Regions from separate parts of the Homo sapiens genome. Here regions 2, 3, 4, 5, 6 and 7 are each linked to region 1. A link is a loop called in an ENCODE intact Hi-C map of the cell type or tissue named here. Cell type or tissue: endothelial cell of umbilical vein. All regions are shown on one strand.

Region 1 (4,000 bases):
GAGACCAATGCTAGGTCTAAGATAAAGGCAGAGTAACAGCTCAAGTGTCTGTGTCTTTGGGGTCCCCCAGATGCAGACCCTGAGACAAAGATTCATGTGCAAGTAGTTAATGGGGACCAACAAGGAAATGGAAAAATGAGAAAGTGAAGGGAAAAAGAATCAACACGAGAGGTGGTAATGAGAAGATTGCCACTGAAGACAACTAGGGCTCAGTCCCACTGGGGGCCTGTGGGAAATGGCGAACATGTCTCAGGGTTGTTCCACCTGGGGCCAGGAAGCTGGGCCATATATCCTGCAACCTCCACCTGAAACTGCGTGAAGACCATGAACTCCCCAGCCCTAGCCACCTGTCTAATGGGCCCAGCACCCTCCTGCTCACCTCCAGGCAGAGACTTGCAGATGCTGGCAGCGGGAAGCCAGCACAAGGGAAAAGGGAGTGCACAGGGGCTGTGGGCAGTGGCTGCATTCTGCGGCAAGCTCTGCCTCCTCCCCTGAGTCACAGAGCAGGAGTTCCAACCACAGCTCTCTCTGCTCAAAGCAGCTGGCTGTTCACTGGGTGAAAAGGACTGCTGATTTCTGAGCGATGCCTTGTGGTCAGACCATCAAGTATCAGATCCTCTGTCACAGACACAAAAAGCTGATTCCTTTTGTTTTACCTTCTACATCTAACTATCCTTCATTTCATACCCATTCCACACAATTCATCTTACCCTACAGAGGCTGATGGGGTAATTCTTTTATTTTGTAGCTAGTAAAGAAACATGGAGAGATCTGGAAGTAGATACTTAAGTAAAATTCCTTTTAATAATTCTTGTGGTTAGACACAGTGGCTCACATTTGTAATCCCAGTGCTTTGGGAGGCCAAGGTGGGAGGATAGCTTGAGGCCAGGAGTTTGAGACCAACCTTGGAAACACAGTGAGACCACATCTCTACACAAAAATAAAAAATAGCTGGGCACGGTGGTGCCTGCCCGTGGTCCCAGCTCTTGGGAAGGCTGAGACAGGAGGCTCTTTTGAGCCCAGGAGTTCAAGGCTGCAATGAGCTATGATAGCATCAATGAACTACATCCTGGGTGTCAGAGCGAGATCCTGTCTCAGAAAAAAAATGAAACAAAACAAAGCAAAAAGTTGCAAATCTCTCAGATTAGGGAGCCCAACACTATGCACAGAAGAACAAGTTAACTTATTTTACCTTTTCCCCACATTAGGCAAAAAAGTAATCATTTAATTAAAGCAGTAAGATCAATTGGCTACTGAAAAATCTATTTTTTGGTACACATTATCATCCTGGGGGGAGAGGGGAGTTGCTCATGTCATCGAAACCATGGAAGGCCCAGGCCCAGGCCCAGGAGTGAGAACAGGCTCCGGAGCGTGCCCCTCAGGTGCACCCTCAGCCTACTCCCCCTCAGTTCTCAGGGGACACTCGCTGGCCGAGATGGCCACTTGGCACCCAGTGGAGGTGCTGGTGTACATACAGGCTTCCCCGAGGATGACAAGGGGTTGGCCCAGCCCCCACCAACCAGGATGGGACCTGGGCACTGGCTGCCAGAGGAGAACTGGCAGAACCCTGCCCTGTGGAGAAGTCACCTAACTGCCTTCTGCAGAGTGGGAGGGCATCTTTGTCCTCCCCCACCCCTGCCCACTCTTCTGGAATAGGAGAGGACGCCCTGGTAGATCCCACCTCCACTCCCAGAATGCTTTTCTTTGTCAGAACACTGGCTTGATTATAAGATCGGGTGCTTAACTTCTCTGAAACAGGCTCCTCTGCAGAAGGACAGATTGGCTATGATGATCTGATTAGACGACGAGGAGAAGCAGCCTGGCCTAGAAGGTGCTCAGTACGTGGCAGCGGTGATGGTCATCGTCTTCAGGTGCGAGAGAGGCTGGGGTCAGCGACCTGGGGCTTTCTTTGTATCATTTTATGAAGAAAGGTAAAAATACCACAGGCGAGAACAAGCAGCAAAGGGCGGATGAGATTTTTCATCTGCAGCTTTGAATTGATACCTTTAAGTATTGAGCTATTCTTTTGTTAGGACAGAACACGTTATTCCATTAGAAGAGAACATTTTGGGGTGGTGGAAGTGTTCCACGTCCTGTGTGGGGTGACAGTTACACGCATGTCACATCAGCAGTCTGAGGAGGGAGGGGAGAAGGGCCGGGCTGGATACCTTCAGCCTCTTCATCGCACTCCAGGCACCAAGTGCAAGGGCAGGGAGTTTTCATTATTTAGGGAATGCAGCCCTGGTGTAGAGGACACCTCGCGGAGACATCTCGAGTCCCGCAGGTGTCTGAGCTGCGCTGCGCGCCCCAGCCGGGAAGCCTTTTCTTATCCAACCGCGCCGCCCCGCGGAAAGCCTGGGTACTGCAGACGCCCTCACCGGCCCACCGACAGCTGGTTTTGAAGCGGGGGCTTAGAAAAGTAAAGGGGACAGTGTTTGGAGCCACGATGCCTTTGATGTGAGGCGGTTCCACCCAACAATCAACGAATCAAGCTGGAACTGCAGGCCCTACTTTTGTTGGGGGGAGGACCTTAAGGAATGTCACCCCCTTGTCCCCTACCCTCTGCCCCACGCCCAGCCTCTCAGAAGGCACCAGGCGTGAGTAGAGTGCGAGGCGTCCACACCCTCGTGTCCCTTCCATTCCCGGACACCTTTGCACCCTAGCCGAGGCCTCAGCACGGAGTGAGGGTTGCCTGGGGTGCCCTGCTGTGTGTGGGGCGTTCTTGCCTCCCGGGCCCTGACCCCACGGTCTGGGTCGGCGAGGCGTCTCTCCCTGGCGTCTGGACTGTGCGCCTGCCCCGCTTCCAGGCGACGAACGGCAGGAGCCGGGGGTCCGGCGGGACCCGGATCCAGGGCGGGCGGAAGGCGAGGGTCTCTCCTTCCCGGAACCCCCGCCCCGGAAACCTGCAACCAAACCGGGTCCCTCCTCCGCATCGCTCCCGCGCTCCCGGGCCGCCTCCCCACGCGGGCACCCACTCTCCGGGCCCTCGCAGCACCGCCCTCTCCGCGTCCACCCGCGCGGCCGACGCCGCCAGGGGCCCTGAGATCGCGGAGACAGCGCGCCCTGGCGCCTGGTGGGGCCCTCCCAGTGGCCAGAGCGCTCCTGGACCAGTCGGCTGTGGTCTGTGCCCAAACACGATGGAAACCGGGGCTGGGACGGGCGGTGGTACGCACGTGGAGGAGAAGAGGCATGGCGGGAAAACCACAGCCGAACACAGGTCGACTCGCACCTCCCAGGCACCCGCCGCCGTCTGACTCGCGGCTCTCCCCAAGGTTCCGACTCGCCGCCACCTCTTGGCACCACTCACCGGGCTCCGACCCGGGCCGCGAGTCCGCTGATGCGCAGCTGCCTCCGGCGGCTCCCGGGCTCTGCCCGGACCCGCGCGCAGAGACGCTCGGGAACGCTGGGCTCGGGCGCCTCCTGGCGGCGGCAGCACGCGGCACACGCTCGGTTCTCCGGCCCGAGGGGGCGCGTGGAGCGTACGCGGGATCCGCGCGCGGGCCTGGGCTGCTGGCCCACATTTCCCCGCTTGCTCGGATGGCGGCGCTGAGGCCTATTCGCCTCTTTATTAATAACGATGCCTCGGGAGGGAAAAAATAGAGCCTTTAAAAATCAGAGTGCGAGAGAGGAGTGTGTGTGTGTGTGTGTGTGTGTGTGTGTGTGTGTGTCTCGGGGCGTTGGTGAAAGCAATAAAACTCAGATCGCTTCCTTGGCGAGATAGCGGCGGCTATAATGCGCCGGGGGGATCAGGGGTTTATTTGCAGATCCTGGATAAAAGATGATATATCGACACGGTTTAGAGTGTCACTGCGCTTGGCCTCTCAGGGAGCCACAAGTACATATTTCCTGAAATACCGCCCAGCACAGTATCTAATCCGCCCGCCACTTAACACCGGGAGGGGAACTTCAGCAGCGCACAAGCGCGCTCCCGGTTTCCTGGTTCTGGGTGGGGAGAGCCCAAATGAGAAGGATCTGGTATGCCTAGACGCCCCCTCCCCTG
Region 2 (4,000 bases), 640 kb before region 1:
TTCCCTTCTATGTTCTTCTATTCTCTCCTATGTTCTACTTCTCTTTCTGTGTTCTATTACCAGAAATATACCTGTTGCTTGCTAATTTTATATGCCTACTCCTAAAACCTTAACAAGTGATAATGAGAAAAGAAAACATATTTCTTTGAGCTCTATCCCTGGGCAGGGAACTTTCTGGAACTCTGGTCCTCCCAACATTTCTCAGCACCTGAGCGGGAGGCATCTCAGCTCTGCTCACCAACGAGATCTCCCAGTTAAAGCATGGTGCCTGTCATCTTCTGGCTCCACTTGGAGATGTCTGTGGTTGATTATTTTGCTGCTGATGCAGCAGTGTGAGTAGGGAGGCAAGCTACTGTCACCAAGGAGCTCTTTCCTGTTAGCCCTAAAGGGACTAGTATTCCTCTTTATTGGCACTGCCTCTCACTGCTGCTGAAACTCTCCATGCTGCCACCCAAGTTATTCACATATTGATTCAGCAAATAGTCAGAACCATGGATAACCCACTGTATACCAGGCTCTGCACTAGGCACCATGGATACAATGACTGGCTCCTGCTCTGTCCTTATAGAGCTTAAAGTTCAATGTTGGATGCACACACAAAATTCACAATGCAAACAGAGGAGGCTCTTCAGACCTAAGGTTGATTGGAAGGATAGATGAGAGGTCCCACTGGCCTGGTAAGCTAAGCTGAGGATTTTAGTTGTTTTTCAACAAGCAACAGAAAATCTTTGAAAAGTTTTGTTGTTGTTGTTTGTTTTTTTTTGAGATGAAGTCTTGCTCTGTTGCCCAGGCTGGAGTGCAGTGGCACAATCTCAGCTCACTGCAACCTCCACCTCCCAGATTCAAGCAATTCTCCTGCCTCAGCCTCCTGAGTAGCTGGGATTATAGGCACACGCCACCATGCCCAGCTAATTTTTGTATTTTTAGTAGAGATTGGGTTTCACCATGTTGGCCAGGCTAGTCTCAAACTCCTGACCTCAAGTGATTCTCCCACCTTGGCCTCCCAAAATGCTGGGATTACAGGCGTGAGCCACTGTGTCCATCCCTGAAAAGTTTTAATCCAAAGGGCAAGCTGGATCAGTTTGGGATTTGGGAGAATACTCTGACTCAGGGTGGAAGAGCGGATTGTAAGAAGGACAAATGGAAATGGGAAGAAGTGCTGGGAGGCTGCTGTGAGGGCACAGGAGAGACAGTGTAGCATGGACTGGGTCTGGCTGTGGCAGAGATGGGGAAGAGCACCACATCCCGCCAGTGTACAGGGCACTACTGCTTCAGGGCAGCCTGCGCTGGCCAAGAACCACAGCCATGTTTGCTCTGCACCAATCCAAGGAGATTCTCTCTGTTTTCCTATTGTGACAGTCTGAGATCTTGGTCCCAAAGAAGCGTTGATTTACACTATCCATTCTAACATGTGCCTGGGAGGTCAGCCCCATCACTCGTCAGTCGTGTTCAGGGATGTTGCAATCCAGAGATGAACACAGCTTGGGCTTCAGCTGGCTACCTACAGGGGGATGGTAATGCCTAGGGGATTGGCTGGTTGTCAGAGAATGGAAAATAAGCTATGTTTTGGAGGCACAGGAAAATTTCAGAATCACCATTTGGTAACATTTCCATTATGTAACAGTGGACAGTTAAACAGATACGTTTCAGCACACTGTAAGCCGGGTGGGTGGCCCAGAGTTTCTATGTAGAAACCGTTGTTGGGTTGGAAGCGGCTGGTAGTGAGGTGGGGACCTTGAAGCCACATGTCTATTTCACCTCTTAGAAGGCTGAGAAAATGTCAGTTGCTTATATTTTTAAAAATGGAGGACTTGATGGAAATGGGACAACGGGACAAAATCGCACACACACACACACACACACAAACACACACACACACACCCCTTCCTCATGCCCAAGGGTCCTGCCTGGAGCATCCGTTTTCTACGATAAAGGTTAAGACAGTGCTGTTGACAGGTGCTTTAAAAGCATAAGGAACTAACTTCCTGGGACAGTCATGAGAAAAGCAAGACATTGCTAAAAATATGCACTCTTGCCCATTTGGGCGACGGTCTAAGCTCCTGAAAGCTTAGACAGTAGAAGACAAGTTAGTCATCGTCATTCTTTTCTGCTGATTTCAACCAAAGTAAGTACCCGTTTCCTCTGGGATCTAGCCCCTCAACAGCTGTTAGCAAAAACTAAGCCAGCAGGGGGCGCACAAGCACAGCAATGCTTGCAATACTGCCATTGGCCATGATTCTCTCCTGCCTCTGCAAGATAGAAATTAGGAAGGGAATGACTGTGGCGTTAGGCTGTACATGGACTTAAAGAGGCATGTAGAATCCTAAAAAGCAACATGAATTCTTTTCACTGTTGGAATGGAAGGCAATTTATACAGCATTTCTTAATTGCATTACATAGCATCTCTTAATTGAAATCAACTAAAGCTTCCTTAACTATTATTTTTAAAATTTAGTAGGGCAATTAAAAAAAAGAAAGTTATTATAGCTCTCAGCCATAACAACTCAAATAGCACATATTTGGGAGAAATGATAAAGAAAAAACTGGAAATACTGGATTCCTTTCTCAAAGCTCAAAAAGACAATGAAAGGGATGAAGGCAGAAATGACACTTAAGCAATAAACACATTCAAGTAAACATCAGTTTCTGAACACACTCCATTTCCATTGGCATCTGAGCATAGATCTTAATTCAAGAGGTTTAACCTGCTTCAGAGAAAATGAATAAAAGAGAATGTAGCACAATGCTTGAAGATCTTCACATTTATAGACTGGTGAACTCTCTCACCCACACACTGTAATTTGGGTGGCGTTCCTTCAAAACTATTAAGGCATCTTCATTGGAGCTGGGGTAATTCTAAGCAACACTAATGGTGTGCTCGATGTTACTGTAAGTGAGATAAATGATAGCAAACTTGTATGAGCAGGTGCATCTAATAACAGAGGCGTAGAAGCATAATACAGCAAGAAAGAAATGTTCAAATGCAGAAAATAAGAGCTCACGGAATCACTATGAGTGTGTTAGTGTGCATTACGGAGTGAACGATGTGTGTGTCTGACCACTTTGTCCACATCTCTATCTCTGGTGCACCCAACTTCTTTGAAAAATCAGAGTCAAAACCAGTGAGAGGAAGCCCTCATGTGTTTTCGGTCTCCACTTCCAGAAAACCTCAAGACATTTTTATTGGAGGAATAAAGAAAAAGCCCTTGAATTACAGAGTACTCAATGGGTCTAGGAGAATGAGTCTCTAATACTCACTCACATTCAAGGGAAATGACACATTTATCCATTTCAGGCTCAACTCTTTTAGACTGAAGAAAATCTAAAACAAATAGATATGGCTTACAGCATTGCCCATCTAATTAGTTTTCTTCCTGCACCAAAGGTGGTTGATGTTATGTGTTTTCTCCATATCCCGTGAAAGAAAGCTCTGGAGAACTTAGCTCACTTCCTCTAGAGAGAGTTCTTGAAGAGGAGGGAAGAGATGGAGCTGGCAAAATTTGGGCAAATATTCTTAGTCTTTGGCATAGAAATATATTGAGGAGTGAAAAGAAGCACTAAAAAAAAAAGACACCATCTTTTGGCCTCTAGTCCTAAGAATTTTAAGATTGTACTTTTTTTTTTTTTTAGATGAAGTCTCTCTCTATAGCCCAGGCTGGAGTACAGTGGTGCGATCTCCACTCACTGCAAACTCTGCCTCCCAGATTGAAGTGATTCTCCTGCCTCAGCCTCCTGAGCAGCTGGGATTACAGGTGTGCACCACCACGCCAGGCTAATTTTTGCATTTTTAGTAGAGAGAGGGTTTTGCCATGTTGGCCAGACTGGTCTCAAACTCCTGGCTTGAAGTGGTCCATCCGCCTTGTCCTCCTGAAGTGCTGGGATTACAGGTGTGAGCCACCATGCCTGGCCAGATTGTACCTTTAAATGACTCAATAGAAATGAGTTTCAGTAAGACATCATTCTGTGTGGGAAGCCACTTGCCTAGTTCTCTCAGAACTCC
Region 3 (4,000 bases), 670 kb before region 1:
CTAGCATCCTGGAGCCACACGGCTCTCCTGCACGCCTCGCCTCCTCCCCAAAGGAGCTCTGAGGTTTGGACTGCAGGAGGTGGCCACTGCTGATGTCATGCTTATTTCGGAAACCAACGGTGGCCTATCTTAGTGCCAGAGGGGAAGGCTCTGGGTTCATTTGGCTGGGTTGCATAGGCATTATTCCATTAGCAATCACATCACTGGGGCCCAGAGAGTTAGGTGCAGCTGATGAAGAATGAGTTGTCCTTAAGATCTGATTGCTGATCATTTGACAGTGTGCCGTGCTTACTCCATTAAACCTCTTTTTATCCCCCACATGTTCTTTGTTTGCTAGAGAATATGGGAAGCTATGAGTTCACTGATAATTTCTTTTCTTTTCTCTTCTTTTCTTTTCTTTTTCTTTGAGACGGAGTCTTGCTCTGTCGCCAAGCTGGAGTGCAGTGGTGTGATCTTGGCTCACTGCAACCTCTGCCTCCTGGGTTCAAGTGATTCTCCCGCCTCAGCCTCCTGAGTAGCTGGGACTACAGGTGTGCACCACCATGCCCAGCTAATTTTTGTATTTTTAGTAGAGACAGGGTTTCACCATGTTTGCCAGGATGGTCTTGATCTCTTGACCTCGTGATCCGACCACCTCGGCCTCCCAAAGTGCTGGGATTACAGGCGTGAGCCACCGCGCCCGGCCTCTTTTTCTTAGAAGAGCAAATGCAGGGTTCTCCAAGCTGCCCTGTTTGTCTCAGAATAGATTATTAAGCTGGTTAGGGGTTTTACCTAAATGCATGCAACTGTACAACAGTTACCCACAGGGACTTTAAGTGTGGTTTTCTCGTTTTCCTTTTCTCTCCTCTTCTGTCTCCCCATCTTTCCTTATTTTCCTTTCCTTTATTTATAAAGAGGTCATGACAAAAGAGGACAATTGAGGCTAAAAGGGGAGGATAAGAATGATTAACCTTTGAAGGGCTTTGCAAGCTATGTATATAGCAGCTAAGTGAGCCACCCGGTTCTGCAACCCTCTGGAATGGCTTTTCAAACACACGTTGATAGTTCCCTGACTACCTGTATTCACCAATGTCCCTGAAGCAGTCCATGCTAATGATAAATCGCTGTTTCTCATGAACCTGTTGTCTGTCATCTAGGGACATTTTCGTGTTAAATATTTATTTGCATATTTAAAAAACCGCATAAGAGCCCATTAATTACCATGGCGCTCCTGAAGGATGATGCAGGGATGCTTCATCAACGGGGCTGTTAACCCTGTCCACAAACAAATACGTACCCATCAGATTTACCTGTTTAACTTAAACTATAATTACTGGGCAATCAGACGGCTGACAAGTGTAGGTACTAATTATCCAAATGAGACTCCGGCTGCCCAGAGGTACCTAGTTATGTTTAGCTCCTTAACTGTTACTTCGTTTCATATTCACAATCAACGCAAGTAACTTGTGTCCAATGAACTGGTTTATCAAGTGCTTTTCTTACTCTTATTGTAAATATTGAGAAGTGCTACTTTCACACGTGAAGCAACACTTCAATATACATGGATTTTAGAATGAAGTCTAAACGATCTACTGGATTTCCTGGAAGAAAATACAGCGAGTGCTTCACTTAGAGATGGCGAGGCCAGCAGATGGCGGTGTGGACCAGAAAATAAAAATCTCCCCTTCGCAGCGATCGGGCTTTTGGGGTAAGACAGGCCAGGTTTACTTACTAACCTTGAAGAGCTTTTGAATTTAAAGGCCTTTCAGTTGTCCATGCAGAAGGACTTCTGATAAGGGAATCAAGAGAGCCACGTCGTATGCTGGGTTCTTAGGTTTAGAAAGAGCCGCCCAGCGGAGCAGCGTGGTCGTCCTGCATTGCGCACGGGGTGAGAGACTGCAGTCACCCCGATGGCCTCTGAATTCCTAAACTTTGGACTTCGATGGCTCATGAGGACTCAACCAGCTCATTCTAGTTTCTAGTTCTCCCCCTCGCTGACAACCTCGCTGTTTTTTTGCTATACTCCAGAGACTTATGGGAACTTTATTGTAACCCAGTGGGGGGAAAAATCTTCAATTTAAAGGCAGTTTACATTAATTTTTTTATGTTCATCTTGAAATCTTGGTTTCTAGATGGTTTAAATTAAAATGAGGGTCATATGATTTTTAAAAACACATTCATCTTTGACTCCCTGTCCTTGGCAAAATGGCTACTTAGATGTAAGTAAAAGGCCAGGCTTGGTGGCTCATGCCTGTAATCCCAGCACTTTGGGAGGCTGACACGGGCGGATCACCTGAGGTCAGGAGTTAGAGACCAGCCTGGCCAACATCGCGAGACCACATCTCTACAAAAATACAAAAATTAGCTGGGCGTGGTGGCGCATGCCTGTAATCCCGGGTACTCAGGAGGCTGAGGCAGGAGAATCACTTGAACCCAGGAGGCAGAGGTTGCAGTGAGCTAAGATGGTGCCACTGCACTCCAGACTGCGCGACAGAGCAAGACTCCATCTTAAAAAAAAAAAAAAAAAAAAAAAAGAGAGAGATGTAAGTAAAAGACTATTGAGTCCTTTCAGGAAATGTCATAAGAATCCCATTTTAACAGCCATTCTGGTAGAAAGGCATAAACATATAATGGAAATAAAAGTGAAATGATAAGTTGGACATATCATATCATCCAGACTATCAATGTTAATTATTGTCCCTTAGCTTCAATTCACTTTAACTGGGAATAATATATATGAAAATACAAAGTACAAATTGTCTCCTCTCTTCTTCCTCTCTTAGGTCCATTTTCTGTTTCTTTCTCCCATTAACCCACTGAAAACAAGTAGTATTTAACCCAGGGTACTATAAATGTTACAGTTTTCAGATACTGTTGTTAAACTTGTTTAGCTCATAATCTTGAGTAAATGATAGAGCTTGCTTTTCTACAGACTGTCTCCGCCCCTGGATTAGTCAGATTCTCCAGATTGAAAAAAAAAAAAAAACAAACAGAATAGGATGCATGTATACAGAGAGATTTATTTTAAGGAATTGGCTTAACATCTTCAGGGTAGGTCACCAAGCTGGAGACCCAGGGAAGAGTCAAAGACTGTCTGCTGGCTGAATCCTTCCTGGTTGGAGAACCAGTCTTTTTTTCTTAAGTCCTTTAACTGATTGGATAAAGCCCACCCACATTTTGGAGGGTAATCTTTGTTACTCAAAGGCCACTGATCTAAATGTTAATTGAGTTTAAAAACACTTTCACAGAAATGTCTAGAATAGTGTTTAACCAAATACCTAGGTACCACGGCCCAGCCAAATTGACACATAAAATCAACCATCACAACTCCTAACTTTTCTCTTGAAAACATTTCCTGGATGCACAGATAGAGCTTGGGATGGGCAGACCCTTTCCATATTCTCTCACTTGCAGGCAAGAAATGTTAACAGCACAGGACACTGGGCTGGGAGGTGGGGACCCGAGCATTGGTCCTCTGCTGCTGACACTAGTGTGGCATTGGGGGACAAGGCCTCCAGGCAGTGGTTTCCTCCTGCCTTGGTGTGAGATCTGGAGAGAGCTGGACATTCTCCTACACAGGGCCATGACCCACTGAATGTCATGATGATAGGACAGGGATGACACAGGTTATTAGTTGGTCCAGAAGGTTCCAACTAAGTCAGCTCCAGGAAGACAGGGGGAGATGGGAGTGGGGGCTTTGGGGATTGAGGTAGAACTCCTCATTGTGGGTTGGGAGCTGCTATAGTTTGGATGCTTGTTCCCCCCAAACCTCATGTTGACATTTGATCCAATGTTGGAGGTGGAGCTTAGTGGGAGGCATTTGGGTCATGGCAGCAGATCCCTCATGAATTAATGTCCTATCTGGAACCAAGTGAGTGAGTTCTCACTCTATTAGTTCCCATGAGAGCTGGTTGTTAGAAAGAGCCTGGCACCTCCTCCTCTGTCTATTACTTCCTCTCTGCCTGTGATCTCTGCATACTGACTCCCTTTCACCTTTTAACATGAGTGGAAGCAGCTTGGG
Region 4 (4,000 bases), 410 kb before region 1:
CAAGCATTTCAGGTTAGCAACTAGAAGAATATAGATCAATAAATCTGGCCCAAATAGCTTTATTGTGGGAAGGAGATCTTTAAGGCAGTCCATGTGATGCCCTCCATAGGAGATGCTGTCAGTGTTGATAGCTCCTTACCTGTCTACATCAGCGTGTACCAGCTCAATGACCAACCACCAGCACCTGTGTTTCATTGCCTGGGAACTTTTTCTTGGCCCCTGAAGCTCACTCTGCTTATGCAACAGGCCAGAAGTGCTGAGGAAATAATGCCAGCAGAGTAGCCCTCAGCCAGTGACTGATGGAATTGGTCTATACATATTCCAGCTCAAGTATGTGCTACATCGTTTCCCAGAGCTCACAGTAGAATTAAATTCCAGGTGCCCACAATGGTAACCTGCTTTATAATACACCTTGATGGTTGCCTTCCCTTCTCTGTCTCTCAACTTCATTCCCTTACTGGTGTTTCCAGAGATCACCTTTCGGTAATACATTGCTTGCTTTTGGAGAAACCCAAACTAAGATGCTTTCATTTTGCAGTTAAGAAAAATAAAGCCAGGACGGGGATTACTTTGAACGGGTGCTATAACAAAATGAACCAAAATTTGCAGTTCTTCAAACAAAACAGAAATTTATTATCGCCATATAAGCAGTCCAGGATGGGAGGGCAGATTCTGCTCCTGGAAGTCATCTCAGGACCCAGCCATTGGGGAACCGTTGCCTTCCTCAGTACATGACTCTCATTAGTGTAATTCCCAGCCAGCAAGAAGGAACAGGGAGGTGCAAGTATGAGATGACAATTACGCACATCACTTCTACTTGCATGCCACTGGCGAATGTTTAGTCACATGGTCCTCGTGTCGCTGCAAGGGAGGCTGGGAAATGTAGTTCAGCTGGTCAGCCGTGTGCCCAGTGAGAATAGAATAAATGATGACGAGTGGCAGACAGGAGTCTCCGACCCTGGAAGATTAGTTTGTTGCCAAAGTGCCTATAGCTAGTTAGTGGACAAGTGGAACTATAAGCCTTTCTGCACACTATTTTTTTCCTTACTCCCCTCACTTGGATTCCAGCCAGACTGCAACAGGGCTCAAATGTCATGCTGAAGAGTCTGGTATTCTGCAAGGTTCATCTCCCCTCATCACAGAAGCAGCAAAGCAGAATAAGCCGTTGGAGGCCCTCTCAGGCTCAGCCTACATGAGGTTGCTAGATTGGACTTTGTGGCCAAAGCAAATAGCATAAGGCCCTATGCTTTCAAACAGAGCCAGCCAGCCTCACTGCTAGCCCATGTAGCCCCGTGGTACAGATTTTTAGATGCACCTGTTACTTTACTGACAAACACCAAAACAATGTCTTAGAAACCATACAAACCACACAAATCAACAATGATGGGAAGGGCACCCCTATGTGACACTCAACCTGTCGGATTGGAATCCTAGCCAGGAGAGGGAGAGGAAAGAACCACGGGGCTAGCTGAAATCTATGGATATCAGAGATATTTTGCAGTCATCTCTGAAGAACCTGAACTTGCTTCTGTAGCTTCCAATTATCCACAGGCCGACAAAGCTGTTTCTTTTGGAACTCTGTATCACAGATGGAAATGCTAGAAGGTTAAGCCCACCCAGCACAGCTCATTTATACATTAAAATAGAAGAAAATGAAAGGTGACAGGTTTATCTAAGCGGATCCTATTCATAACTTTTACATGCTAACCTGAATTTTTCAAATTCACTTTTTGACTGGATTTGGGGTTAAGTTGGCCAATGTACAAATGGTCATTAAAAAAAGGGGGCAATGAAAGCAAATGAATTGTTTATTGGAAAAATTTGTTAAATGGCTCTGCACTGTTCTTTTATGTCAATTTAAAAAAAAAATCCTTTATGCTCCATAGAGATTGTACTAAATTTTAAAATCGTTATTCTGCCTTAACCATTCTTTAACTTTTCCCAAGATATAAGGTGTATATTTTTTTACATGTAGGTTGAAAATTACCAAGGTTTATTTCATTTAAGTTATTGGACACAACTCATTATTATATTTCTAATATTTTTGTGCAAGTGAACAAGAGTAGCAGTTACCTCTGATTTGAACCCTATACAGTAAAGTGGTACTTTGGATTTTTCCCCCCAACAATTTCCTGTTATGCTCAACAAACCTCTCTCCAAATGCAAACCTCAGTCTCAGTTAGTAGACTGTGTTGAAAATATGTGTCTAATCACCAAAAAAGCCAAGCATTTATCAGGATAAGCCTTCCAAACTCATCAACTTTAATGGTATCCAGACGGCTTTTCTGGAGAGGGCTCATTAGTTTAAAAAAAAATTCTCAACATTTCCATGTTCTGTAGCTTTACTGACATAGTCAAAAATATAATACAAGCTCCCTGCCTTCTTGTTTAGTAGCCATTTCCTGCCCATATACTGCCTTGAAAAATAGTCAAACAAATGTAAAGAAGATAAATATCAAGCATAAATGAACTAGCGCCAAAGGGGATAGGTTCTGTATATAAAAATGAGCAACACCAGTGGCTGCAGATTAAGAAACTGAATATGTTGGTGTTTAAAATTAGCATGGTTCCCCAAAGGATTGAAAATGTTCCATTTAAGAAAAGAAATGTTTTCAAATCACTCTGCTGACTAGAGGAGTCTGAATCAAAGTCAGAAATTAATAATAGGATGCAGACAGAGACCCCCAATCATAAATAGCAGAGATCATTTTTATATGTATAAAAGCCTGCATGGCCCAGCAGTGTCTATAGCTCTATGGGGAAAAAAACTAATGAAATGCAAGAAGAAAATGTTGAAAATAGAAATGAATGTGCCCGGTAGAAATGCTATTGTCATACTCTTGTGACACAATGACTTCTTTTCTGGAAAAGTAATTCTTCAATTGAGCCCAGGCAAGCATTGTATTCATTGTAAAGTTGTATATTTAAACCTGTAGTCTGAAGGGCTTGCCTGTATTTAAAGCTCAATGCTACCTGGGCTCATTAGAGTACCAGGACAAAGCTCTAGCATGTTACTGCTTTGACACTCCTCAGAACTTCTAGGTAGTTTTCAGTGGCTTCAAGTACTTAGATTGTCAGCAGTATAGGAAATAGAAAGTAGAATATTGAATGGGTGAGGTGTATACATCAAACATGTGGGAATGTATAGACAGAGAGATAAAGATCCTCCTCGAACATCCTATTATATTGCAGAGGGTGCAGAACAATTCCAGGGTAAACACAGGCTTGGAGTAAACAGAGCTGCAATGTGCAGGTTGCACGAATTAGAGCATCCCGAGTCTCATTCAAGATCAAATGGTTCCTTTCTAGGCTTTTTATCAGGAACAGGTTCTGCTCTGGGTAACAGAAAGATAAAAGAACATAATCGCAGCCATGAAATCTTTAGTGTAGAGACAAGAAGAGCAAGGGGTAAGTGTTTAAATTCAGGCCTGTTTTAACAACACAGCAGCCTCATTCTACAAGTGCCTCCTTTCCAGTTTGGGCCAACTCAGTGCTTTGGCTAAATCTGTGAAAGGATGTGTGCCCTCTCCATGGTTTTGGATAAACCTGTGCTTTCTGGGAAGTTGCTTTCAGGATGCGAGTGCACTGGCTGAAGGTGAAGATAGGAAGGACAGTGGTCAGGAGGAGGATAGCCCCGAGCCAGGCAGGACAATATCCAGCCAAAATAATTTACCCTGCTTTCTGGTAAACGCAATTTATTTTTATGTATTTATATTTGAAATAAACAACACCTGCGCACGTGGGGAGAAAAGTGAAAGATTCAAGAAACAGCACAGTGGAAAGTTGGTCTCCCTGTAGCCCACCTACCTTGGTTCCTTTCAAGTGGCAACTGTGAGCCTTCCTTGCAGATATTTCCATGCGCGAATTGTCACTCAATTTCAATCCATGATCTTTAAAAACACAGCTCCCTATCCCCATCCAGCCCCTCCCAGCACCCAGGTCTTCTCTTCCCCTTCAGGTCATTCTTCACCCAGCCCCACTCCCCAACATATTTCTTCAT
Region 5 (4,000 bases), 110 kb before region 1:
ACACTTCAATTTACTTTCAATCAAACATTAATGAAATTGCACTTAGGGGGCCCTTCGAAAATTAATCTCCCAAGATAAATTCCACTTCAAAAAGGACTGATTGTTAAAGCTGGGTTGATTTTTATAGTTACAAACGCCAACAAAGTTTCCAACTTTGAGAGCTGTAGTTAAGAATGCCGTGTGAACTTCTCCACCTTTTCGCGTCATTTAAGAACTTCTAGGAGGAGAAAATCACCACCTCAAAGCCTCGTGGCATAATGTTACACTACTCGGTTTCCGGGCTGTCGCTGTCCCCCGCCCCCAGCAAGAGGTTCACAGCCTGCTCCTCTCTGAGACCGGTTCGTTTTGAATCGCAGTTTACACGCGCGAGTCGGTTTTCGCATGCCTCCCCCATCCGTTCTAGCAGTTTCTTGCAGACCCTTCGGGTGCACCAGGACCTAGCCCCGGGGCGCCCTCGCTGTCACCACGTCCTGCCATAGAGCAGGTTGGCGCCCAGGACGCCGCCGCTGTACTCCCCGGCGGCCGCGTCCAGGGCCGCCAGGCCGCCCCCCGGGCCGTGCAGCGCGGGTGGGCTGGGCGACAGCTCCTCCAGCTCAGGTGCTGGCGTCGGGGCCGGCGGCTGCGGACCGGCCTGGCCGGGGGTGGGCGTGCTGGCGCCGTTCTGGCACGGCTTGCCGTCCTTGACCAGCACAGGCACCGCCACGCGGCGCGGGGACGGCGGCGGAGGCGGCGGCGGGCCCAGGCCGCCCTCCTGCTGCAGCTGCTGCGCCGCCTTGTCCTTGGCCTGCCGTTTCATCTTGTACCGGTGGTTCTGGAACCAGATCTTGACCTGCGTGGGCGTCAGGTGGATCATGCTGGCCAGGTGCTCGCGCTCGGGCGCCGACAGGTACTTCTGCTGCTTGAAGCGCCGCTCCAGCTCGTAGACCTGCGCCTGCGAGAAGAGCACGCGGCGCTTCCTTCGCGGAGCGGCTGCCGCCGCCGCCGCGTGCAGCGGGCCCAGCGACTTGGCGGCGTCCGCGATGCCGGTCAGCGACCCCATGCCGGCCACATTCACGCCCGCCGACGGCCCCATGAACCTGGAGACTGGGGAAGAGTCCCAAGGGGGAAGGCGAGTGAGCTCCAGGCCCGCCGGGAGCCGGTCCAGCCGCCGCTCTCTTCACGCCGCGGCCGCGACGCCGCCGGGCCCTCGCTGAATCCCAAGACCCCCTGACCGCCGCGGCCTCCGGCCCCAGCACGCCCCGCGCGCCCTCGGCGGGTCCCAGAGCACCACGCCCTCAACGGGTCCCAGGACGCCGCGCGCGTTCCCGGTCAGGTCCCAGGACCCCCCGCGCGCCCAGGGTCCCCAGAAACCCCGCGCGTCCCGGGCCGCGTCCCAGGACGCCCCGCGCGCCCGCTCGGCCCCAGGACCTCCTAAGCCGCGCGCACCCCGTCCCGCGCCCCCGCGCCCCTCGGCTGTGGCGGGAAACGCCTGAGCCGCCCGCAGCCCCGCGCTCCTGGCCCCTCTCACTTGACGAGTAGCGTGGGTCCGGGTTGGCGCCGTACCAGCCGGTGGCCGCGCCGCCCCGCATGCCGTCCGTGTAGGCGGGCAGCTCGCCCATGTTGCCCAGGCCGCCGTTGCAGTAGCTGCCCATGGCGCCGTGCGGGAACTGCGAGACGCCGGGCGGCATGTGGTAGGTGGCGGCCGCCGCCGCCGCAGCTGCTGCCGCCGCCGCCGCGGCCGCCGCGTTGTGACCCGCCATGGCGTGAGAAGGCTGCATGCCCGCCACGGTCGCCGCCTGCGAGGAGGGCCCAGGTGGCGGCGCGCGGTAGGCGGCCGCGGCCCCCAGGGGCGCCCCCAGGCCGGGTGGCGCGCCGTCCATGGCGCCGCTGAACTTCTTGTAGGTCTCCTCGATGGGGCTCAGGATGTCGGACACGGAGAAGGGCGTCGTGTGCTTTGGGCTCAACGACATGGCTCGGCGGGCAGCCAGGTAGGGGGGCCTGGGGCGCGCGCCGGCAGGACGCGGCGGCCGCTCGTCGCCGCCACCTCGGCCGCGGCAGCTGAGCCTGTGACGAGGAGTCGGCGGCTCGGCGAGCCCCCCGGGCTGCGGGATCTGGGGTTTATTTTAGTCCGGCGCCAGGTTTACGACAGACTCGGGGGGCGGAGCAACATCCCAAACGAGCAAACAATGGTCATTGACATCTTTTTCTCTCGCCCCCCCAACCCCCGCCCCATAATGGAGGCAAAAAAAGGTAAAAGGGGCAGTTGGGTGTTTCTTGGAAAGATCACTCCCCGTTGCTTTTCCCATCTTTGCTTTTCCCATCCTTTGCTTTTCCCATCCTTCGCTCCTCCATCCGCGGCCGTTACCCCAGCCCTCGAGCACCAGAAATAGAAACTCGGAGGCTGGCGTCGAGGCTAGACATGGACTCCGCGCCTGGCCCCTTCCAGATCCCAGTTTTCTAAAGTGACTTCGCACCAAAGTCCGGTATAATTGCGGAATGGGGAACGTGCTGCTAAGTTTGGGGGGAGGGTGTTGCGGGGGCTTGCTTCGTCCTCTCCAGTTATCAGCCCCTCATTCGCTCCATCACCTAAAGTGTTAAAAAAAAAAAAAAAGGCTCTTGGGTCCCACCGTAAGAGCGCATAAAGAGAGGAGGTACAATGACCGTCCTTTGCCATTGTAGGGCTCCCTAATTTATGCGTTTTTAGACCCTTAAGCATCATTTTGTGGGCAACCAAACGGGCACTTCCAAATTAGCTCAAAGTATCCAAGCCCAGAGAAGAGAGAAAACACACATACACTGATAAATACGCAGATGCTAACTTGTAAGTATTCTGTTTTTCCTCTGTGGGGATGGAAATTGAACAAGGGAAAGAGGGGGAACATTTTTATTTCCTAAAATGTTTCCTACTGAGTTTGCACTTGTAAAGTTTTTTCTGCTTTCTTTCCCTTTGTGTGTGTTCTTACTCTCTTTCTCTCAGTAAATATCTCTGACTTAAGTTTATTCTCCCATCACTACCGTGATCAAAAAGAAGAGAAAGACAAAATATCAAAACTTCCAAATATTTCTAGTTGTTCGCAACGGGTCTTTTTGTTGTTGTTGGAAAAATATAACCTGTTCAAGCGATATGAAAATGGATGCAGAAATCAGGTGAAAATTGTAGTTTCTTTGGAAAAATACAAAACCATAGATAAACAGATTTTTAAAACTTTGTCATCCTTTGACTTGCAGTTTTACCCGAATACTTAGACATTATGAACTCTCTACTAAATACTGAACAAGACAAAGCATAAGACAAAAGCAGTGTGCAAAGCATATTGATTAAATTTTGAAAACAATCTTGCAGCAATAATAATGATAACGAGAAAACAAAGATAACACTTTTAAGTTTTCCTGGAAACTGGAGCAGGAGAAAGAAAAACAAGGAGAGTGCTTTCTTAAGCAATATTTTGTTTTATTTTTTTTCCAGAAAAGGGTGTGTGGAATCGATTTAAGTTTAACCTGACAGTACATGTCTTGAAGGCAAGAACAGTGTTACATATTCCTTTTTCTGTTTGGTTTTAGCCCTTTGGTGGAAATGTTCTCCATGGTTTTGTTCTTAGGATTTTAATAATTGTTTTGTTCAACTCAGTATGGTTTTGCAAAGAATCTGCCCTTTCTAGGGGGGAAAAAGCCATAGGTCACCTGTGGGAAGGAAGTGACAGACGAATGTTAAGAGTAATGTTTTAATATACTGTAAAAATAAAATGCAAGGTTACAGGAATTGTTTACAAACATCAGTATTGACTTAGCAAGATTAATATTGCTACAGTTTTAACACGATGCTACTTTTACAGGTCTTTTATGAACTTGAAACACATCGGCTAGGTCTTCATCCTCACCTGCACTGGAATTACCTACTTAAGAAAAACAAACTAATGATACACAAAGAAGCACTTATGTATGTATTTAAACACTTGCTGGGATCCTTCTGAAAACTACAGTTTGAATTTTACGTTTCCGGTTTAGTTTAAATTGTATTGTT
Region 6 (4,000 bases), 270 kb before region 1:
AGTCTAATAATTTCACATCTTGTCTATATTTTACTAAACTAAAATCAAGCATTTTCCTCCTTCAAATTGAGACAGAGGTATTTTGTTATTAGTATCGTTTCCGTATGAAATTAATTTCCTAATAAATTACAAGTAATCTCATCATCCCCTTTAAGAAAACAAAAAAAAAAACCACACAAAAAGGCCTTGAAGGAACTCTTGGTTCTAGGCACTTGATAATAATCCAGTGATGAAAAGGTCTGGGTCCAGAGTGCGTGGGTTTGGCGTGCTGTTTGTCACGGTTTGGTTCTTGTGCTGGGCTTGGTGTTGTTCATATGCCACCCTGGGCTTTGGAGAGCTCCAGTTTTGCTGTTTGTGCTGGATTCACTGAAATTTCTTAGAGGCTTACATTTAAGGATCCCACTTACTGCAGTCACTCCTTGTGCTTTATTGCTTTTACAAGTGGTCTCGAAACCCGGTACTTGAGAATAAACATAACAGTGCAGTGCTGCTGTAGCACTTTTAAAATTCTTCTTTGCTCTATTTTGTCAGTGAGCTGATGAGCAACCTCAAAAAAAGAAAAAAAAAAAACCCACTGGACCTAAAAAAAAAAAAAAAAAAAAATGGCTTCCTCTGATGTCCTAGAGACAATAATTATGATGTGCTAGTTAAGCCCAAACTACAGCTGAGGGATTTTACTTTAAAGCAGCGGCTTGGGCGCAAAAATGCATTTATAGCTCTTTGTCTGCACCTCATTATGTGTGGGCCTGATTCATTAAGTAATTGGTTTGCAGTTGTTTACATGAGTATTAAGGCCTTCTTTTCAGCCGCCTTTGAGAGATACATTGTGCAAATGTTGCCTGTGATGAATGCAGAATGAGGGCCAGAGGGTCCGTCCTATTGGCTAAACAGTGCACTCCTGTTGAAAAGCCAGAGAAAGGGATTGGGTGCTGCTTTGCATAGCAATGACTTTCTTAATAAGCGTTACAGATTAATACACACAAGCTATAAAAGATGCAAAGAGATACTCTTAGCACATTTATACATGCTCATTTCATTGTGATGGTGGTGGGGTTCGGGTGCTTTCATATTCCGTTTTTCAGAGCAGCAGCTTCAGTGCATGAGCCGTAATAGAATCCGATGTTTATTGTATTATAAATCACGGGCAAGTAGGCAGATTGGCAACAGTTTATTATTAAAGATTCTTTCAGTGTAAATCTTTTTCTACCATTGTATTTGCTTCAGCAAAATCATTTTGTGGTTGAGTGGGGATGAAAAGCATAATGTACGAAGGAGTGAGTCCTAATAGGAAGCCGTTCTCCAAGTAAAGACCACTTGTTCCCTTTTGTTCAGGGGTGCATGCCAGAGCTTCCTCTCCTCTGCAAACATTGTCTCGCTTTACCTTCCCCAGCAAGCGGTTTTCACTCTCCCGGATCCATTTGTTCAATGGAGAGTATATTTTAAAAGCCTGCCCTTAGCTTACTGGTTCCTGCCTTGTAACTTCAGCTTACTGGTTGGACCAGATAATGTTTTACCAAAAGGAAAGGGTGTGTGCTTGCAACATAATTGCCTGGGGGAAAGGTAGCAGAAGTCACCCCGCCACTGTACCCTGGCAGGGCCACCGTGGGTGGCATTCTGTGCCAGCCTTGCAGCCACCAGAGCGGCCAGTGGAGGGCGCCAGCCTGCAGCTGATGCTCTGATGGCGGTGGCATTTTCTGTCTTTGCCTGGTCACTGTGCCATTTTCCCCAGGATAACATAAAGATTATAAGGAACCAATAGTCCAGTGAAATAAAAATGAGTTTTTCCTGAAAGTCCTTTAGGTTCTTATATAAAAGCACTCTTCTCTGTCTTGGGTTTGGCACATCTCCATTCTTAAATTCCACTGAATTAGCAGCTTCCTAAATATGTCACGTTTCTTATCACAAGCCTACATACGTTGTTTTTTCTGCACAAAGCAAATAAGAACAATCGCTTGATTATTTGAAGAGAAAAAGTTAAGTTGACCTCAGGCAGCTGAAAGTGGCATCTTCTGTAGGAACCCCGATTAACCATCAGGGGGCGCTCAGACTTTGTTAAATTACTGGTAGGCCTTTAAAACCTAAAATTAGTGTTTACAGAGATTTGTTGGCATAGTCATTGGGATTTTTTTCTTTCTGGATTATTTTTTGCCTTCTGTTTTTCAGAAACATATGTCTGTTTTGAGGAACGTTCAAGCTGAAATTGCTCCTTTAGAAATTGTAATACTGATTTCCACTAGCAGTCAAAAATTATTACAAATTTTAGAATTTGGAGTCTAAAGACTATGTCTTATAATAAATTAGCTATTTTCAGCCTTCTAATAAGACTCCAGAACTGGAAGGATACTTCCTGCTGCCGGGAGCCATTCCTCCTTATCCTGGACATCATAGACAGTGCTCCTGGCAGGACCCTCTGAGTCTCATTGCCACACTCAATTGGTGAGGCCTCAGAGTCACAATAACTTGGGTATATTTGTTAATGGGCCATGGCTATTTTTTCTTTTTTTAAAAAAATGATATGACAGGCCAGGCGCAGTGGCTCATGCCTGTAATCCCAGCACTTTGGGAGGCCGAGGCAGGCAGATCACTTGAGGTCAGGAGTTCAAGACCAGCCTGGCCAACATGGTGAATATCCCTATCTTTACTAAAAATACAAAAAAAATTAGCCAGGTGTGGTGGTGTGCACCTGTAATCCCAGCTACTTGGGAGGATGAGGCAGGAGAATCGCATAAACCTGGGAGGCAGAACTTGCAGTGAGCTGAAATTGCACCAATGCACTCATCTGGGCAATGGAGCAAGACTCTGTTTAAAAAAAAAAAAAAAAAAATGATGGCTGGGTGCGGTGGCTCACACCTGTAATCCCAGTACTTTGGGAGGCCAAGGTGGGTGGACCGCCTGCAGTCAGGAGTTCGAGACCAGCATGGCCAACATGGCAAAACCCTATCTCTATTAAAAGTACAAAAATTAGCTAGACATGGTGGCAGGCGCCTATAATCCCAGCCACTCGGGAGGCTGAGGCAGGAGAATCGTTTGAACCCAGGAGGCAGAGGTTGCAGTGCATCGAGATCGTGCCACTACACTCCAGCCTGGGTGACAGAACAAAACTCCGTCTCAAAAAAAAAAAAAAAAAAAAATAGATATTGACCATGAAATCGAGTCAATGTGTTACTAACATTAGGTTTTCCCTCTGTTCTTTCCTCCAAATTCCACCCCCTGCTCCCGCCCTGGGCCAGGAATGAGTATCTGACACCCACCTCTGCTGCCACACACCTCTCAGGAGACCCTTGTTGCCTGCACCTCTGTCAAGCACGGGTAGTCTGCACACTGCACACCCTTCCCAGCCAGCTCCCCTTGTCCCCCTGCTGAAGAACAGTTAACAACCAGACCGCATGTCATGCCCGCGTATGACCCACTATTTCATGTCCCTGGATTTTATTGGAATGCTCTTGCCCCACTCTTTTACCTGGTTAAGGCCTTCTAGATTTTTCAAGGCTTAACCTTCTGAACGTTTCCTAAGCGGAGACCTGGCTGCACAGCATGCCCTTCCTGTGGTCCCCCTAGCTATTTCTGTTATCATCTGTAGTCAGGGCTAGAAGCCATTTCCCAGTACCCTCCCTCCCGCAGTGGGGCAGGCTTCGTTTCATTTATTTATTTATTTAGAGACAGGGTCTCGCTCTGTCACCCAGGCTGGAGTACAGTGACACGATCTCCGCTCACTGCAACCTTTGCCTCCCAGGCTCAAGCAACCCTCCCACCTCAGCCTCCCAAGTAGCTGAGACCACAGGCACATGCCACCATGCCTGGCTAATTTTTTGTGGTTTTGGTAGAGATGATGTTTCGCCATGTTGCCCAGGCTGGTCTTGAACTCCTGAGCTCAGGTGATCCACTCTCCTCGGCCTCCCAAAGTGCTGGGATTATAGGCGAGCCACCATGCCCAGCGGCAGGTTTCTTAATCACCAGTGCTGGATAGTCATTGTGCTTCCTGAGTGAGTAAGCATGGATA
Region 7 (4,000 bases), 67 kb after region 1:
CTCTCGTTCAGATAGATTTAGCTGGTGGTGCAGAGATCCGTGAGCTTGCTTTTACAGGACTTTAATGATATATAAAAGCAGCACGAGGTGCTCCTGACTGTGGATTAATTTGGAGATGACTTTCTCTGTTGAAGAGTAGCAAGACTCTCGCGAGTTCTTAAAAATGCACTTGTTTGGTATGAGAATGAAAAGCAGTGGCTGAAGAACCAATCTTCAATGGGCAAGCCTTCTCTGGTAAGTTAAACAAATTCAGGCTGGGATTTAGAGGAATTCGTGCTTGTGTAAGGATTAGGGCATGCCAAAGTGAAAACTCCAGTATGCAAAAGTATTACTGAGAGGTGATTTAGAAATACAGATACTTGCGTTTATTTGACAGATCTGGAGCAGTTACTGTCTGCTGCAAAGGTTGCCACTACGGATGCAAGAGGAAAGGGCCCTCATGATTTCTGTTTGATTGTGGCCACCAAGACTAAATGGCGGAATGTAGGAATTACAAAAGCATGGAGGAAGGGAGGGAATTTTTGCAACTCATGAATAACCTTGTAAATGGAAAAGCCTGCTTTACCCCTGAAAAAGGAATAAAAGACTTGAGTTTACATGAGAAGTGTTAAAAAAAATTTCCCGTATACCCTTGCCTTCTGGTTAATTCCATTTTAAAATTGTAATTTAAAGCTAAATTAAAAGTAAGCCAATGTTGTGGAGGCGTGGAGTGGAATACAAGTACCTGGGCCCCACTTCCCAAGATCTGGATTTAGCTGGTCTGAGATAGATCCTAAACTCTGAATTTCTAACAAGCTCCCAGGTATGCTGATGCTGCTGTTCTGCACGTCATACCTGGGGTGGCACTGAGTGAGAGGTTGTTAGTTTTCCATTTTTGAAGGTATTGAGCAGAGAATGGTTCTCAAATTTGGCTGCATTAGAGTCAACTGGGGAGCTTTAAAAAAGCCCTAGTATCCTGACTGCATCCCAGATCAACAACAGCAGAAAGTCCCATAAAAGCAAGCTCATGGATCTCTGCACCACCAGCTACATCCATCTGAACAAGAGCACCAGCACTGAACTTGGCCCAGATGCTCACAAGATAATGAAGGCTGTGGGGTTCAGGCATCTGTATTTTTAATAGCTTCCCACATAGTTCAATGTGTAGCCGAGGTGAAGAACTGCTGCTCTAGGAGGAAATTATTTGAGGCAACGGCAACCAAAGGTCTTAGTCATCATGAGGTGTCAGAATCACTTTGGAGACCACGAATATTTTGTAACGCTTCCTGTCCTATCTTGAAATGAAATTCACAGATTGTATAATCTACTTACATGCATCATTACAAAAAGTTCTTTCTGTAATATAAAGGAGAAACAAAAGAGAAGTTGAAAAAGGTAACTTTTGGTAAACACACACACACACACACACACACACACACACACACATATTCGATAGGTAAATGCTTGGGCACAAGCTCTCTAGAAGACGTAATAAAGTATCCAGGTGTTTGTCTTGTAAGAATGTGATCCCGACAACCCCAGAGCCAGGCCAAGCCTGGAGCACAGGACCAGTGACTCAGACACTACCGGCTTGGCGTCATGGTGCCGTGGTTTTCCATACTGGTGAAAAACGCTCAGTAAATTTCTAGGCACAACAACACACGTTGACTGACTCTGGGTTCCTGCATATTCCGCTCATACTAAACCAGGCGATAATGCTCTATGATTACGTGTCAGAGAGTTAGGGCCTAGGGTAGGTAATTAGCAACTGGTTGTTCACCGACATGCATTTCAGGCTGAATTTTGAGCATTTCAGAAATTCTAGCTTCCCTCTTCCTCCCCCAAATGCGAAGATGTCTCCACTATAATTGAGCAATCACAAACGGCCCCTTCCAATGTCTCAGGGCTCCCCGTTGAACACCCATGTGGAATAAGGAGTGAAGGTGAGCTCACTGAAATGCACTCGATGCCAGTTCCACCTTCCACACCGGAGCAGCGTCCCGCAGACCAGGGCTGGTGGGCGAAACTGGTGGGCAAAATGGGGTGGGCTGGATAAAGGACTCCCACCCCAAATGGCTGCAGGGGCCTATTTGAGGGAGTGGAGAGAGAAGGGTTGCGGGCTTCCAGCCAAGCTTTACCCTCACTGAAAGTTCAGGTTCAGGGCCCAGTCCCCCAGCGTGAAAAAGGGACCCTTATAAAGAGGTAAAGGGGCTTCCTTCAAATCCCCTGCACCCGCGCCCCCTCCCTCAAAGATAATCCTGGGAAATATTTAGCGATCTCCAGTGCCCTCTAGTGGCAGATACTTGTCATGCCAGGCACCAAAAGATGGTTAATAATTTTTATTGTTTAAAAACATCACACAAGCCCATGCAGGTTCATACAGTAACAATCTCAAGCTTTCCTGCATTTCCTTTTATCATCCCGATCTTACTACACCCCTAGAGAACATTTACATTCCTTTCCTATGCATTTACAAATGATATATATGTATATTATATATTCGTTTCTATATGTTACACAGAGATGTAGACATGTAGAAATATACATTACATGTGCACATATGAAGTGTATGACTTATAAATAAGCATAAAATATATTTTGTATGGCATATATGTGTATATATTTTATATTTACAAATGTAAAAATATTTTAAAACTTTATATAAATATATAAAAATATAATACATTTAATTCTATGCTTTATACAATATGTTTATATAAAGTTTATGCTTATATTGATAATATATTTTTATGTACTATATAAAGTCTGAAAATATATTGTATAAGGTTTATTTTTATTTTTATTTATTTATTTTTGAGACAGGGTCTTGCTCTGTTGCCCAGGCTGGAGTGCAATGGCACAGTTCACTGCAGCCCCGAACTCCTGGGCTCAAGGGATCCCCCCACCTGAGCCTCCGAAGTAGCTAGGACTACAGGTGCAAGTTGCCATGCCTGGCTAATTTTTTGTAGAGACAGGATCTCCCTGCGATGCTCAGGCTAGTCTTGAACTACTGGGTTCAAGCAATCCTCCTGTCTTGGCCTCCCAAAGTGCTTGAATTACAGGTGTGAGCCACACACCCGGCCTGAGGTTTTTAAACACAAAGTGATCTGACTGTTTTACCGCTGCATGCTGTTGTGCAGTGTGGAAATAATCTGATTTGTTTGATTTTTCTCCCCTACAGATGGACATTTAGATGCCTTTCATTTTTCTTCCATTGCAAGAATACTTTGTACATATATGTGAGTTTTTCTATAAGAAACACTTCCAGCTTTTCATTTAAGTCAGAGACTCAAATCTGAAATGCAAAAGCTTGTAAAACTGTGAAGTGTTAAAAATCATCCCGCCAAAGGAGTGAGGTGAAGGGAAGTTTTATAAAATTGGAATGGAAGGAAAAGGCTGGACAGGAGTGGGATGGCGTGGCTGAGAGGGAGATAGGAGGCTGGGTATGGATGAGGAGTGGGAAGTGTGGGATGGCGTGGCTGAGAGGGAGATAGGAGGCTGGATATGGATGAGGAGTGGGAAGTGTGGGATGGCGTGGCTGAGAGGGAGATAGGAGGCTGGGTATGGGTGAGGAGTGGGAATTGGGAACACCGTTTTCACCTAAAGCTGTATTCAGGGCCTGGGGTTTTTGTTTTTGTATTTATTTAGAAAATAGATAAAACTTCTATCTGGTTCAAAATTCGACAACAACAGAAAGGTGTTAGATCTCATCTTCCTTATTCTTCTGTCTTCCAGCCGCTCCGTTCTCCCCAGCAGAGCCAACTAAAGTAATCAGCGTCTTCTGTATCCTTCCACAGATAGTACATGCATAAGCAAAAAGAAAAAAAAAAGTTTCTTTCTCTTTCTCATTTTCCCTTCAAAAACCACCAATAATTGTACCTGACATACATAGCCTGCCCCTTTTCTTCATTAAATAATGGGAGATTATGTCATTAGGAAGAAACAGATTTCTTCATTCTCTCTGCCTGGCATTCCATTATGTGGATGAGGTGTTATTTATTTAAGCAGTCCGCACCTGAAG

Evidence for each region. Peaks named below come from ENCODE experiments on the same cell type or tissue, not always from the same donor. Only the 100,000 strongest peaks of a DNase experiment are listed, where the experiment ranks them.
Region 2: a loop joins it to region 1, with 20 times the contacts of the local background. A loop is called at or near these places in 92 of 110 quality-filtered maps.
Region 3: a loop joins it to region 1, with 17 times the contacts of the local background. A loop is called at or near these places in 58 of 110 quality-filtered maps.
Region 4: a loop joins it to region 1, with 3 times the contacts of the local background. A loop is called at or near these places in 15 of 110 quality-filtered maps.
Region 5: a loop joins it to region 1, with 3 times the contacts of the local background. A loop is called at or near these places in 18 of 110 quality-filtered maps.
Region 6: a loop joins it to region 1, with 21 times the contacts of the local background. A loop is called at or near these places in 105 of 110 quality-filtered maps.
Region 7: it touches region 1 in a loop (20-fold over the local background); 11 of 110 quality-filtered maps call a loop at or near these places.

Annotation. Positions count from the first base shown.
Region 1 is chr20:21,503,036-21,507,035 of GRCh38, forward strand. It overlaps LOC112268271 (translation initiation factor IF-2), which reads right to left and starts at 3,370. Exons shown (of 6, transcript NR_171654.1): 1 at 3,174-3,370. RefSeq lists silencers at 528-657, 2,336-2,385 and enhancers at 2,207-2,707, 3,133-3,202. In endothelial cell of umbilical vein, CTCF peaks have their summits at 2,375 and 3,437 (motif pointing left); a DNase peak (open chromatin) is centred at 2,336; H3K4me3 peaks cover 396 bases; H3K27me3 peaks cover 961 bases.
Region 2 is chr20:20,858,192-20,862,191 of GRCh38, forward strand. No RefSeq gene overlaps it. Among named protein-coding and RNA genes, the nearest start is that of LINC03083, 110 kb to the right of the region's middle. In endothelial cell of umbilical vein, a CTCF peak has its summit at 2,193 (motif pointing right); a DNase peak (open chromatin) is centred at 2,200; H3K27me3 peaks cover 317 bases.
Region 3 is chr20:20,836,035-20,840,034 of GRCh38, forward strand. No RefSeq gene overlaps it. Among named protein-coding and RNA genes, the nearest start is that of RALGAPA2, 130 kb to the left of the region's middle. In endothelial cell of umbilical vein, a CTCF peak has its summit at 1,618 (motif pointing right); a DNase peak (open chromatin) is centred at 1,657.
Region 4 is chr20:21,095,606-21,099,605 of GRCh38, forward strand. The region is part of intron 1 of LINC00237 (long intergenic non-protein coding RNA 237); the gene reads right to left. Among named protein-coding and RNA genes, the nearest start is that of LINC00237, 8.8 kb to the right of the region's middle. RefSeq lists an enhancer at 683-977. In endothelial cell of umbilical vein, no CTCF peak of the experiment used is centred here; no DNase peak of the experiment used is centred here; H3K27me3 peaks cover 1,803 bases.
Region 5 is chr20:21,395,451-21,399,450 of GRCh38, forward strand. It overlaps NKX2-4 (NK2 homeobox 4), which reads right to left and starts at 2,076. Exons shown (of 2, transcript NM_033176.2): 1 at 1,508-2,076; 2 at 1-1,083. The coding sequence starts at 1,949. The coding sequence ends at 461. It overlaps LOC105372558 (a long non-coding RNA gene), which reads left to right and starts at 2,484. Exons shown (of 4, transcript XR_001754528.1): 1 at 2,484-3,126; 2 at 3,813-3,916. In endothelial cell of umbilical vein, no CTCF peak of the experiment used is centred here; no DNase peak of the experiment used is centred here; H3K27me3 peaks cover 2,636 bases.
Region 6 is chr20:21,234,192-21,238,191 of GRCh38, forward strand. The region is part of intron 11 of KIZ (kizuna centrosomal protein); the gene reads left to right. Among named protein-coding and RNA genes, the nearest start is that of KIZ-AS1, 18 kb to the left of the region's middle. RefSeq lists an enhancer at 1-2,403. In endothelial cell of umbilical vein, CTCF peaks have their summits at 1,646 (motif pointing right) and 1,960; a DNase peak (open chromatin) is centred at 1,980.
Region 7 is chr20:21,570,015-21,574,014 of GRCh38, forward strand. It overlaps LINC01727 (long intergenic non-protein coding RNA 1727), which reads left to right and starts at 10. Exons shown (of 4, transcript NR_109880.1): 1 at 10-234. In endothelial cell of umbilical vein, a CTCF peak has its summit at 2,265 (motif pointing left); no DNase peak of the experiment used is centred here.